Regions from separate parts of the Homo sapiens genome. Here region 1 is linked to region 2. Evidence: chromatin contacts called from ENCODE Hi-C or POLR2A ChIA-PET data. All regions are on one chromosome and are shown on one strand. Each heading gives the region's core, a stretch centred on a gene start or an enhancer-like site at or near the end of the contact. The rest is flanking DNA. Distances are from core to core; before and after follow the strand shown. Region 1 overlaps DLGAP1 (DLG associated protein 1). Region 2 holds the start of DLGAP1-AS2 (DLGAP1 antisense RNA 2).

Region 1 (6,921 bases), core at 3,775-6,274, 310 kb after region 2:
ATTTGATTACTTTTTGCACAGTAGTTGGCTTATCAACTGTAATCAATAAAATTTGTTGAATGAATTGATTTTGCATAAATTATCTCAAATGAATTAAATAAACCCTTTTTCTGAGGGTAAGGGAAGGGAATAGAGGTATTAGTCATGCAAATAAATCAAGATTGGATCTTTATTTAAAGAAAGTTTCTTCTTTTCCCCTCATAATTGGAACTTTCATTTTATATGATTATCAGGAGAAATGTATTCCCTAGACTCTGTCAGTAGATGGATTAGAACATTTGGAATAACTAGGAAGTTGTTTGCTCATTTTCAAGTTGTTCAGTGACTAGAATATATCTCATTGTGGGGTGTGTGGTGACATGGTATGCTCTAGCTAATTGAATCACCCAGCAAGGGCATTACATAAATTTTCAATCCTACAGAAAAGCAATCCAAGTCAGTTTTCTAATGAGCTGATTGATGGCTCTTTTGTGAACTATTTAGCAGGAACTGAAATGAACAAGACTTGATTCCTTTTACTGAATCATAGCACTTCTCCTTCCTCTCTTATTGCAGCTGGGCTGCCAAAGATGTGAATTGATACATCTACTTAGCTGCTATAGGCTCAGCATGTGCCAGAGGTTGAATATTTACTTAATGTCAAATTAGCATACAGCAGTGAAAAGTCACTCAATGGCAGTTGGTTATCAAAGTGGGTCCCTGGGCCCACAGCAGCAGCATCACTTGGGAGCTTGTTAGAATGCAAATTCTCAGATTCAAGTCCTGTCGAATCAAAAATTGTGTTTTAGTAAGCGCTTCAGGCTGATATGTGCTGAAGTTTTGAAACTGCTGATGTATGGTATTTAATGCCCCAAGAAACAACAAAGGATTTATTCTTCTTGACTCATTTATATTTTGGAAATAAAGTTTGTTACATATTAATCTGTTCTTTATGGATATCTAAACTTTAATAAACCAAAATAAGATTTCTTGTGCTCCCAACAACTCTAATGCTTTACCTCATATGTTTTGTTGTTTTAGGTGAGACAATGTCAATTCACATCAATAACTGTTGTCAGAGCACCTACTGTGTTAAGTTCTGTGGGGGAAATGCAAATGAAGGAAACTCGCTCTTTTCTTTTAGGGTCTCACAATCTAGTCGGGGAGACTGACCTAATATGAGGCCTAGTGTGCGAGGTTTATTCTCCCAGGTACTATTACTTATTATGAGCCTATTATGAGATGGGAACTAGTCTAGGCACTGGAGATAGCTCAGGGAACAAACCAAATACAAAGCCCTTCCCTCAGGGAGCTTACAGTCTAGTGGAAGAAACAGAAAATAAACAGAACGAACATGTTAGAAGAATAAACATATATTTAAATATATAAATACATAAAATAAATATCTGGCAGGTCACAAGTGCTCTGGAGAAATGCCAAACCAGGGAGGTGATAGGGGCGTGCCTCTGATGGAAACATATGGAACTGTGGGAGGCTGGTGTGTCCACAAGCGTCCTGACTTGCTGAGGCCTCAGCTCTGTGGCTGGGTAGGTGAATTTGACCAAGTCAAATTTTCTTTCCATGTCTTTGTTTCCTTGGTTCTAAAAGAGTCTGAGGTGGGGCTAATATTGTGATTTGAAAAAGTCCTTTGGTGACTGTGTAGGGTTGGGTGTGGTGGGAAGCCAAGCTGGGGGAACTCTGTGTTTCCTGCTCCATCCAGAACCATAAGCTATTTATAGATCAGCCCTTTGGTGTAAGTTTTTGTTTGAAAAAATGTTTTCCACAGCTGAAGAAAAAAAATAAACCACTGAACTAGATGATCTCAGGTTTGTACCAGTTGTGGTTCTATAGTCTTTACTTCTTCCTTAGGATTCCTTAGTGGGAAGAGATACTTTGTTTTTTGTTTTGTTTTGTTTTTGAGACAGGGTCTCACTCTGTTACCCAGGCTGGAGTCAATGCAGCCTCGACCTTCTGGGTTCTAGTGATCCTCCTGCCTCAGCCTCCTGAGTAGCTGGGACTGCAGGTATGCACCATCACACCTGGCTAATTTTTAAATTTTTTTGTTTTGAGGGGGTCTCACTTTGTTCAAGTGGTCTTGAACTCCTGGGATCAAGCAATGCTCCCACCTTGGCCTCTAAAAGTGTTATAGGATTACAGACGTGAACCACCATGCTCAGCCAGAAAGAGATATTCTGAATTATTTGCAGGAAGCTGTTATGGAACTACAGGTAAAATGGTAAATATTTCTATTAAACATAGCCTCTGTTTATCACTCTACATGGAATATAAAAAATTTCTGAATTTTCCTTAAGAAGCATATATTTACTTTTTCTACTTTCTATGCTAATACAAGATCAGAGAGAACAATTACTTTTCTATGGCTGGATTGAAATATAGATTCTTTTGGACTTAAAATTTCAGAATAGATCAAATCTCAGCTGACGGAAGCAAAATATCTGATAGTTTTAGGTTCTCATTAATATTGCTCCTTAAAACTAAGTTTCACTCTTTAGTTATCTTTCTATGTATGAATATACTATGGCTGAAAATGATGTCTTCTCCCTAATCTACTACGGCATGTCTTGCTAGCTTAGAAACATTGCATGGATGTTACAAGGAACATTACATGAAACATTACAAGGTTGATATATATTTTTCCAAACAGAAACCAAAAGAATAATACTGAACTAAATGACAAATGGGAAACCTGTTACTAATTTGAACTGGAAACTGATTACATTTTACTTTCACAGCTACTCACCAATGCTGCCTTAATGAAAAGCTCTTCCAATTGTCACTATGGCTTTCTTTTTCCCCACCATAGGTAATTTTATTTTATTTTATTTATGGGTGGGGGGAATATTTAATATCTATTCTCTTAGCAAATTTCAAGTACAGTGGAGCATAGGTTAACTATAGTCATCATGCTGTACAGTAGGTTGCAGAACTTATTTATCCTGTCTAACTGAAACTTTGTATACTTTCTGAACTCCCCATCCTTCCCTTTCCCCCAGGCTCTGGTAATTACCATTTTACTCTCTGCTTCTACGAGCTCCAGTCTTTTGGAGTCCACATCTAAGTGAGGTCGTGCAGTATTTGCCTTTCTGTGCTGGGCTTTCTTTATTAGCATAATGTTTTCCAGATGCATCCATGTTGTTGCAAGTGCCAGGATTTCTTTCTTTTTAAGACTGAATAGTGTTCAATTTTTAATACATAAACCACATTTTCTTTATCCATTCATTGTTGATGGACACTTAGATTGATTCCATCTTGTGAATAACCCTGCAGTGAACACGGGGTGCAGCTCTCCCTTCAACTACTGATTTCATTTCCTTTGAATATATATCTTGGAAGTTGGATATATCCTTTGGAAGTTGGATTACTGGATTCGATGGTAGTTTTGTTTTTAATTTTTTGAGGAACTCCTATATGATTTTCCATAGCAGCTGTACTATTTTATGTTCCCACCAATAGTGTACAAGGGTTCCCTTTTCTCTACACCCTTGCCAGTATTTGCTATCTTTCATTCTTTTGATAATAGCCATGTTATTATTATTTTTTGAGACAGGGTCTCTGTCACCCAGGCTGGAGTGCAATGGTGCAGTTTTGGCTCACAGCAACCTCCACCTCCTGGACTCAAGCGATCCTCCTGCCTTCCAAGGAGCTGGAACTACAGGTGCATGCCATGACACCTGGCTAATTTTTGTGTTTTTGTAGAGACAGGGTTTCGCCATGTTGCCCAGGCTGGTTTTGGGCCCCTGGGCTCAAGCCATCTGCCTGTCTCAGCCTCCTAAACTGCTGGGATTATAAACATGAGCCACCACATTCAGCTGTTAATAGCCATTGTAACAGGTGTGAGGTGGTATCTCATTGTGGTTTTAGTTTGCATTTCCCTGATGACTAGTGATGTTGATCATTTTTTATATGCCTGTTTGCCATTTGTATGTCTTCTTTTGAGGCATGTCTATTCAGGTCCTTTGCCCATTTTTAAACTGGGTGATTTGTTTCCTTGCTCTGGAAACTATGGCTTCTTTTAATAAGAATTTTACTAGTTTTATCATAAGCTGAGTTTAATAAGCTCAGCTGTGACAATTATGTATAAAAATAAGAGAATGCCAAAAGCACACTAGCTGAGCTTTAGTCAAAGTCCCTGTGAAGTGAACCTCATGCAGACTTAAAATAGTGGGTGACTTGGTAAAGTGGCAGTTCACTGCAGTGCAGCTCATGGAAGGAGGGGCCCAGTTATGACTTAGCAAGGTAATTGAGGAGATTAAAAAGGAACAAAGATGGAAGCTGCTAATTGCAACTTAAAAAGGGCATTTAGAACCTAATTCCAAACATAAGATATGATTGATCTGTTCCTGGGAATTCTTTTGTGCACTTGGAGGGTTTTAAGATCAATTAAATCTTTGCATCTTAAAAATAATGATCACAAGGAAGAAGAAAAGTTAAAACAAGGAAAACAGCATACTGGCATAGAACAAGCTATTTCTGAAATATCAGTTACATTTGGATGCAAAATTTCAAGTTTTCCTTTTTGGGAGAATGTCATCTCTCTGAAAACTTATTTTGAAACCTTATTTATTTTTTTTTTCTTTTCCTGTAGTCTTCCTCTGTGGTCATCTGAAGACATCTTACTGCTTTTAGGAAAGAATAGTAAGTCCTGACAAGTCTTAGACCTTAGATAGATGGTAGTTCTATTTTTAATTTTTTGTGGAATTTCTATAAAGTAAAAGTCAATGAAAACAGAGAAAATTCCCTACTCTACTATAGCAAGATGCCCATCAGCAGAAAAGGACAGTGTAGAAGCAGATTGACACTGAATTATGGTCACCCTTGCTCAAGTAAACAAATTAATATCCCCAAGGACATCCATAAGGCTTCCCTCTCAACATCTGAGGGCTGGATTTGCTCTCTGCTGTCCACCACAGACTATATTCAACTGCTGGAACCTTGTCTGGTGCTGAATAGCCCAAGGACAGGGACGCTGCTTCAGAGACACCCACGGTCACAGTTGCACCAGCCAAATCTGTTTTTGTGCCCGTGTCTTCTCGGAGAACAGAGCAGCATATGGACGGCTTGGGCTCCCTGCCATCTGTCAAGAGTGGGCAGGACAGCACGTGCAATCCCAATCTGCACCAATGCTTGGTAGATAACACTTTCCACAGGGAAAGGTCTGCTGGCCTCAGATAAGAACAGCTTTCAAATGGGGACTATGAAAAACTGTACAACAGTCACAACTCGGTTCCACTCCTCTCAGATCTACCTAAAGCTCTCATAGTCATAACCTATATGACTTTGAGGGAAGAAAATCCTGACCCATTGCTCAGTTGGTATGGAGCTTGAACATTCACTCACATGCTATAATATCATGATCATCAGTATCATTATAAACAACAGCATTTACTGAACTGCTACCCTGGAACTCTTCCCTTTAGCTTCTAAGAACATGCACAATGTAATATCTTCACCAATGAGACACAGACCTCAGAGTCTGTGCTTGCAACCATTAGGCTTCACCGCCTCCTACCTAATCTAGGAGCTGATGTTTGTAGAAGGGTGTGGGGAATGAGCTGATCGTTGTAGCAGGGATGTGCATGGAGGAGAGGGTGGAAAGGGTAGGAAGAAACAGCATAGAGAATGCATCAGGATGTTCCATGTTGCACATACACTATACAGACAGTTCCTGATTTATGATGGTTTGGTGTAGGATTTTTTTGACTTTACGATGGTGCAAAAGCAATACACATTTAATAAAAACTGTACCTTGAGTACCCATACAATTATTCTGTTTTTCACTTTTGGTACAATACTCAGCAGATTACATGAGCTAGTCAGCACTTCATTACAAAATAGGCTTTGTGTTAGATCATTTTGCTCAGCTGTGGGCTAATGTAAATGGTCTGAGCACATTTAAGTAGGTTAGGTGAAGGCTAAGCTACGGTGTTTGGTAAGTTAGCTGTACTAAATGCATTTTTGAATTAATGATATTTTCAATTTACAATAGGTTTATTGGGAAATAAACCCGTCATAAGTTGAGAAGCATCTTTACTAAATTTCCCAGAAAGCAAATGCGGTGTTTGTTATAGAAGGCAGGGATTTGCATTAGGGGCTGAGGACCCTGCAGACGGCAGTCAGCAGCATTCCAGCTCTCGCACCCATGGGTTACAAAGGGAAAGCACTGGACGTGAGTCTAAGAGTGATGGCTAAAGTCCAAGGAGGCCAATATCCATTTCTCAGTCAGTTTGTTGTTACCTATGTGTTCTCATTTCTGGAGGAGTCAGCTACAATATTACTGTATATGTTATATAATATTTGACATCATTTTATAGAGTAATGATCTACACTAGAATTTATAAATGTGAGGGTTTGTGAAGTCACTAGGCATGTACTGAGTAAACACCAAAGAGCTGCTCTATTCAACCATCATTTGCTATCAAGTAAATTTCAGTATAAGTAAGAGAAGACTGGCTCTGACAATTGTGAGGCATACGTTGGATGATTTTTTAATGCAGCATTATAGATATGTAAGGCTATGTAGTAAATACTCTGCTAGAGCGATAATGATCATTTTAAATTTGCTTATATTGTGAAAATTGTGTATATGGGAGAGTCAGTACCTAGGGGAAAAGGAAAAATTTCAGAAAAAAAACTAAAATAAGCACGTTTTTCTTTATATATTGTGGATATGAAAGGGTAGTGGTGGTGGTGAAGACTGTAGAAAGGAGATAAAGAAAAGGAAACCAGGTTCAAGGAGCCGCTGTACCCCACTCCTTGGCTCTCCCTCCTTCATAATCATCAGCAGTTGTACTAAAAAGAAAGGAATCAGTTTTACAAGTTTCCTTAAATCTGACAATGAACTAGAGGATCTTATATAGAAGGAAGTGCTAGGATAACATTCTGAAGAATCAAGATTGCTTGCATATTTGCATTTCTTTGGTT
Region 2 (7,569 bases), core at 1,400-3,899:
AGATATATATATTTTTTGAGACAGAGTCTCACCCTGTGGCTCAGGCTAGAGTGCAGTGATGTGATCTCAGCTCACTGCAACCTCCACTTCCCGGGCTAAAGCAATTCTCCCACCTCAGCCACCCAAGTAGCTGGGATTACAGGCACCTGCCACCATGCCAGCTATCTTTTGTATTTTTAGTAGAGATGGGGTTTCACCATGTTGATCAGGCTGGTCTCGAACTCCTGACCTCAAGCAATCCACCCGCCTCGGCCTCCCAAAATGCTGGGTTTACAGGTGTGAGCCACTGCGCCTGGCCCAGAATGGAGTAATCTGATGTGGTCTTACAGATAAACACTTCACATATGCAAGGGTGTGTGTGTGTGTGTGTGTGTGTTTTAACTCATCTTTTCCATTCTCTTCCCAACCCCTCCTTTCCCATCTGCTACCCTCAGGCTACAGTTCGACTTCACAGATAGAAAAATAAAACCTACGGCTGGGCATGGTGGTTCACGCCTATAATCCCAGCACTTTGGGAGGCCGAGGTGGGCCAATCGTTTGAGGTCGGGAATTTGAGACCAGCCTGACCAACATGGTGAAACCCTGTCTCTACCAAAAATACAAATAAATTAGCCGGTCATGGTGGCCTGCCCCAGTAATCCCAGCTACTTGGGAGGCTGAGGCAGGAGAATCGCTTGAACCAAGGAAGCGGAGGTTGCAGCAAGCCCAGATCACGCCACTGCACTCCAGCCTGGGTGACAGAGCGAGACTCCATCTCGGAAAAAAAAAAAAATTAGCTGGGCGTGGTGGCGAGTACCTGTAATCCCAGCTACTCAGGAGGCTGAGGCAGGCGAATCGCTTGAACCCGGGAAGCGGAGATTGCAGTGAGTGGAGATCGGGCCACTGCACTCCAGCCTGGGCTACAGTGCGAGACTCCTTCTCAAATGAATGAATAAATAAATAAATAAAACATATGATTTACCTTGGCCCACTATAATTTTGCACTACAGGGTGGCAGCTCCGTGCTATGTACAAGCCGGGTGCCGCGCAGCTTTGATGCTGCCCAGGACACTGACCTAAAAGTGTGTCTGCAAGTACTCTCACCCTTCATTCATTCAAGCTTTGCCTAGTACACACTTTTTGGAAACCATTTCCCAAAATGCATGCTTTTATACCACATTTCCCACCCACCAGATAACCGAGACAGTGCACGTAACACAGTTTGAATTAAAGAATAATCTTGTTTTGGCCGGGCGCGGTGGCTCACGCCTGTCATCCCAGCAATTTGGGAGGCCGAGGCGGGCGGATCACGAGGTCAGGAGATCGAGACCATCCTGGCTAAGACAGTGAAACCCCGTCTCTGCTAAAAATACAAAAAATTAGCCGGGCGTGGTGGCGGGCGCCTGTAGTCCCAGCTACTCGGGAGGCTGAGGCAGGAGAATGGCGTGAACCCGGGAGGCGGAGCTTGCAGGGAGCCGAGATCGCGCCACCGCACTCCAGCCTGGGCGACAGAGCGAGACTCCGTCCAAAAAAAAAAAAAAAAAAAAAAACAAAGAAACTTGTGTTGGTAGACAAATAAATTCATGAACTGCAGATATAAATAGATCGAGCACTAGATATGTTTATTATCTCCAGCACAGCACTGCCTCCTGGTGCGGATTATATTCCAGTTTTCAAAAGGAACCATAGAAGATACAAGCAATACGATTTTATTTTGGAGGGATTTCTAGCATCATAGGTCAAAGACGTTATTAAGTATCGACTCTGAAAAAGCAACTATAAATACTGCAAATCGACTAAGCCAGAGGACGCAAATATATCCTGCGTGTTGTGTGCTGGACTGTGGTTGAGACTTCATGGTCGTGCTCTGGGCTCATGGGGGCAGCTGACTGCTCATAATTAAGATTGCTGTTGCCGCTGCCTGTGTTCCAAAGAGAACACAAGAGGACAGAGCTAAGGTGTAGGAATGCGGAAGAACTTGCAGAAACTAGAGCTAGTCTTCGGATTGAAATGAATTACCAATAAAGGGTTGGGAAATGGATCAAGGAGAGGGAAGCGTTTTGATGGTCCCTGCTCCGAGGTTCAGCCCATTTGCAGTTGCTGATAACCTTGTCAGGTCACCAGATAAAGGCAAGTCTTGTCACCCTCAGGCACCTGGCTGCGAAGTAATAAAACGGTTGCCTTATCATCTAAAGGTGGAGTGAGTCAAACCTCAGCCCAGGGTAATTATAGTAAACTGAAATTGCCTGTCCTTTACAAAAAAAAAGGCGGAGGGAGAGAGAAAGGAAAAGGGCTTAAGGCAGGAAATTGTGTTTGTCTTTCTCCTTGGATTTAAAAAAGAAACGAGCAAAACAGCAAAAAGTTTTCCAGGGAGTGAGAAAAGCAGCCCGGCTAGACTCCCCTCACCCTGGGTTAACAGGATTGCCGACAGATCAGGCCCACGTGATGGTCAAGAAAAGAGGCTCAAGCTGATGAAAATCCAAGAAATCTTCTTAGGAGCCTTCCTTTCTAAATGTAAATGACTGAGTCATTGCTTTGCTAAGGAGGGAAGGAAGTTACAATCACACCAAGTGACTCATTCATTGCTGTTAGCTCCGGCAGTTGGATGAAAAGTTTTAGCAAAAGCAGCAACAAATGTACTTTAAATACTAGCACAGTAAGGGAATTCCTGTCTTTCAGGATGAATGCCATCCACACAAAAGAGCTCCTGTTGACATCTCATTTACAATCTCCCCCAGGACACAGACAAGACCCTTTCAATAAATCCAGCTCAGAAACACCTATTGTTCAAAATCTTCAACTCGCCACAGGCTACCACCACTCCCTATGGCTTTGCAAAATTAAAGATTTAGAAGAAGGATGGGGCGGTGGAAGCTATGAAAAGAGGCAGGAAAAAAGTTCCTTTGACCCGATGCTGTCAGAGAGCGTGCATGAAGAAGAAAGTTAATGGTATTTCCATTTATATAAGAAGCGCCTAAGAAATGCCTGTGACGTTCGTGAACTAGTGATTGTGAATTCCAAATTTGATGCCAACTTTATGTGTAAAGAAGCTAACTCCTGCCAACATCGTGGCTGAATGAACAGCTGGGACTATGCTTAACCCATTCCCAGCTTATAAAAGCCCCATGGCAGCTGCAGTGAAGCATCAGGTGAGTCTGATATGGGCTGTCTGTTCCCTCGGGGATTTGAATCTTGCCTGTCCTTTCCAAGTGGAGTCTTGTGCCTAAGTGCTAGAGCCCACTCCTTCCTCCCCACTGATTCCCTTCTTTCCATTTCTGCCATTTCCCTTCTTCTTTTAATAAAACTTGGACATTTTCTGGAGTTACATGTTTTTCTTGGGATGTACTTCAAATTAAGGAGCATATTTATGTTTACAAACACACGCACACGCACACACACACACACATACACACAAAAGAATCGGGCATTTCTCAAGTGGTGATACCTTTACCCTCCTTATTTTTCACTTAAGGTTCCCCATCTCAGTACACGATCCCTTTATCTGCCCCGAGTTCAAGCCAAAACTCAGCATTATCTGTAAGCACTCCTTTGGGTCCTTCTCTCCAGTCTCTTAAATCCCTGTGGAGTCATTCCACATCCTTCTGTGCATCTTTCTGCTTCCCTAGATCCTACAGTTTTAATGTTATCTTCTGGAGTATCACAGCAACTTCCTTAACTCAAGGTTTCTCCAACTCTGAGTTGTCACTTAGTGGGTAGTGAAATAAGATGAGTCATGCAGTTTCACCATTTAGAAAATGCAAAATGTTAGGTAGAAAATGTCAGCGTACATCCTGTGTAGAAAAAGTAAGTCTTGTTGTGAAACCTCTTTCAGTTTGTGTGTGCGTGTCCCCGGATCTGTGTACATACTGGGCAACAGGGAAAATGCATTTTGTAGGTCAAAATATTTGGAGAAATACGTTTCTACTTAGTCTCACTGGGTCTGTCTTTTCTGTTTCCAAACTATTGTGTACACTTAGAGGAAGAGTGGAAACCCTCCAGCAGGTCCTGTCAGTCTGCAGTTTACAAATCTCCCCTCAGGATAAGAGTTCCTATTCACCCTTTTCAGGTCTCAGAATTCTGCCTCCTCCTGACCACTTTTCCTTTAGTTATTCAACCCATCAAGTTCCCTGGGTTTGCATGTGCAATCGATTCCTCGTTAGGGATATTCTTTCCTCTGGTTTTTCCTTCAGATACGAGCTTACGTTCGACCTCTTCCAAGAAGACGTCAGGAATGTCCTTCTGAATGCCTTTCCTAGTTCTCATGAGAACACAGCAGTTTTTAATCAGGCAGAGCACTTATTACATTATAATTATCTTCTTGGTTCCCAACTGAACTTTTAAGTTCCAAGTGGGCAGTCAGTAAATATTTCTTGGTGCATCAAATGCTCCACATTTTACACAGTTAACGTTTGCTGCCTACAAACCAATTTGGATAGTTACTTTAAAGTATCTTATCTCTAGTTCTCAAAGCTTTAGTTTCCTTTAACACTTAAGTATCTCTTGCATATTTTCTTTTCAAACACTGCTTCGTTAATTTGCAAATTCATTGGACTCCTTTCCTTAAAAATCAAAATAATAAAACTTCAAGAAAGCTGTTGTGACTTCTGGCCTCTCTGAATGTCAGATCTGTAAACAGGAAGGGCAGAACTCTGATCTCTAAAATCCTCTCCAGTCCACTACTCTGACCCTCTAACTTGAGCTTTCTCCAGAGAGGTTAAGTGACTTTTCCAAGGTCACGGAGCTTTTTAGCGGCAGGAGATTTTTTTTGCCTGTCTATAGATTTTTAAAAGCTAGCCGTAAACAAAAACCAAAAAGTTTACCGAGGACACTGAGTGCCACTAACAAGTTTGTGTGAAAGAGAATTCATGAAGAAATAGGAGACTTCAAACAAAACACTAAAATCAACAACAACCATAATGGATTCCTGCCTAGGCAGGTCGGGACATTAAGAAAAAAAAAGGTCTCGCTGTGGTTTGCTATTAGATGGAGAGATATTCAGATTTCATTTTTAAAATGAAAGTGAAAGATTAAAGAATTTTGGCATCCTGACCCTTTGTAGAGGCCATTCCTCAGAGGCACAGTGTGCAGACAAAACTATCCTAGAGGTGCCAACCAGAACAAGCTCTAATGTCTGTCTCATTCCTGAGCCTTGGTGCCTTGACGAGTCACCACGCTCAGGAAGAAAGCTGCAACTCGCCAGGATGAAACTGGGCCCCGCTTCTTAGAACCCTTCCCCGCTTCCTTCCCCTGCCAGAACCACACTAAAGAATTCGCTGCTCTCAAAGACAGACGTTTTCATTACTTCCTTACATTATAGAGTTTGGGCTTAGATAACCAGTTGTATGAGTAGTAAGTCAAACAGAAATACAACAGCAATAATACTTATTTCTTTCCCTAATTGTAATATGTTGTACTTCATAAGCCATCATATGCATTTGTTGCTTTTCCCCCTTCTACACTGACCAGTAGTTTTGCTTTGTTTGACAGAAAAGTATAGTAAGAAGAAACTGAATTTGAAGTGGATTCTTACAAAGGAAAAAGAAAATCACTATTGTAACTATACCAAATTACTATGTATGTGAGCTCCCAGCTTTGACATCAAGTCGTTACAGCCACGTAATGGGATTACGGGTGATTTTTACTTTATTCTTTGGGCTTCTCTGAATTTTCCTATATTTTGAAAAAGCACCTGCATTATTTTGTAATTATAAAAAAGTATAAATAAGAATTATACACACTATTATTTCTTCACTGCTATGACATGACTAGATTACAATTTTTTTCTTTTTGAGATGACTTTCGGTCTTGTTTCCCAGGCTGGAGTGCAGTGGCACGACCTCGGCTCATTGCAACCTCCACCTCCCGGGTTCAAGCAATTCTCCTGCCTCAGCCTCCCCAGTAGCTGGGATTACAGGCACCTGCCACCACACCTGGCTAATTTTAGTAGAGAAGGGGTTTCGCCAAGCTGGCCAGGCTGGTCTCGAACTCCTGACTTCAGGTGATTGATCCACCTGCCTCGGCCTCCCAGAGTGCTGGGATTAGAGGCATGAGCCATCGCGCCTGGCCTAGATTATGGAATTTTTGTATTACCATGTATGTTGCCGTGTAATTTTTGTTTTGAACCTTTTTTATTTTTCTTTTAATTCCTTTGAGACAGGATCTTGTTCTGTTACCCAGGCTCACTGCAACAAGGTGATTTTCCCGCCTCAGCCTCCAGAGTAGCTGGACTACAGGCCGGTGCCACCACACCCAGATAATATTTTATATTTTTTGTAGAAATGGGGTTTTGTTTTGTTGCCCAGGCTGGTCTTGAGCTCCTGGGCTCAAGCGATCCACCCTCCTCAGCCTCCCAAAATACTGGGATTACAGGCATAAGCCACTGCACCCGGCCTTGAGCATTTGTTTTTTGAAGGAAATTTTATATGATTACCACATAAAAAAGGAATACTAAAAATCTAACATTATTTGATATCTCACTGTCTTTGAAAACTTAAGGAACATGGACCCATACAAGGCAGCCAAATATTGGCCGGTAACTCCTTTACAACTGGGCTGCAGCATATTTTATTACCTTCTCCTGACAATTTCTTATCTGGCTGCTTATCATTTCCAGAACATACCATCCTTTTGCATGCCTTTACGCCAGTGGCAAACATGGTTGTTTGCCTCCTCATAACCATTCTCTCTATCCTGCTTGCTAATGAGACCCCAGTACTGTTGATCTTTTCCACACAGCTGTGAGTTTTAGGGGTGGCTAAGCCCCTCCCTACACGTGGAGGCTGAATCTTCACCAGACTACCAGACAAAGAGATGAGAAGGGAGGTTGGATGGGAATGTTCTGGGAAAGTTTACCTCACTATTTAAAGCCACCCAAGTCAGGGACATCCTTTTTCTTCCTCTGGACTTTGTCATCTGCAAGGGATGCTGGAACTGTGGCTGCCATCGGGGGACCACAGAAAGTACTGGCCTAAGAAGACCAGCTCAGCTGGGCGTGGTGGCCTGTAATCCCAGCATTTTGGGAGGATGCGGGCAGATCATGTGAAGTCGGGAGTTCAAGACCAGCCTGACCAACATGGAGAAGCCCTGTCTCTACTAAAAATACAAAATTAGCCGGGTGTGGTGGCGCATGCCTGTAATTCTAGCTACTGGGGAGGCTGAGGCAGGAGAATTGCCTGAATCCGAGAGGTGGAGGTTACAGTGAGCGGAGAGGGCGCCACTGCACTCCCGTCTGGGCCAATGAGAGTGAAACTCCATCTCAAAAAAAAAAAAAGATGAGCTCACACTGGGGATGACGGGTGGAAGAAAGGCCAGCTGTAATGAACTTGCTGGTTTTGGTAAATTCATTGCCTTACCCTTGGACCTGGTATTGTTTGAGAAAATAAATTATTTTGCCATCTTAGTCACTTTGATTTTATTTTTTAAGTTGTATTTGTTTGCTTATTGATTTGATTGGCTTGGCACTTATGCAGTGACTTTGTAGATGCTGTCTATGTGTTGGGGCTCAGAACATAATGCCCTAAAATATGGTGACTTGGCAATTGAGAAAACTGAAGGAGCAAGAAGGTCACTCACTGTGAGAGCTGGCCACGA

What was found. A loop is a pair of places that touch in the nucleus more often than their neighbours do. ChIA-PET counts read pairs that join two places held with the same protein, here RNA polymerase II (POLR2A).
Region 1: a map of ascending aorta shows a loop between it and region 2 (2.3-fold over the local background). The contact joins the enhancer-like site here to the promoter of DLGAP1-AS2 in region 2. A Hi-C loop is called at or near these places in 1 of 168 maps with a recorded cell type or tissue (ascending aorta). POLR2A ChIA-PET finds 5 or more read pairs at or near these places in 3 of 52 experiments (AG04449, HEK293 and OCI-LY7).

Annotation. Positions count from the first base shown.
Region 1 is chr18:3,911,232-3,918,152 of GRCh38, forward strand. All of the region lies in intron 3 of DLGAP1 (DLG associated protein 1), which reads right to left. Among named protein-coding and RNA genes, the nearest start is that of MIR6718, 29 kb to the left of the region's middle. Within about 2 kb of position 5,025, at least 4 of the 41 ENCODE cell types and tissues checked have a DNase peak (open chromatin) inside an H3K27ac peak, as active enhancers do; they include OCI-LY7, where a contact is called at or near this core.
Region 2 is chr18:3,601,088-3,608,656 of GRCh38, forward strand. It overlaps DLGAP1-AS2 (DLGAP1 antisense RNA 2), which reads left to right and starts at 2,650. Exons shown (of 3, transcript NR_119377.1): 1 at 2,650-3,128; 2 at 5,467-5,553. All of the region lies in intron 7 of DLGAP1 (DLG associated protein 1), which reads right to left. RefSeq lists enhancers at 876-1,670, 1,671-2,465, 2,241-3,440, 2,466-3,259, 3,637-3,706 and 1 more.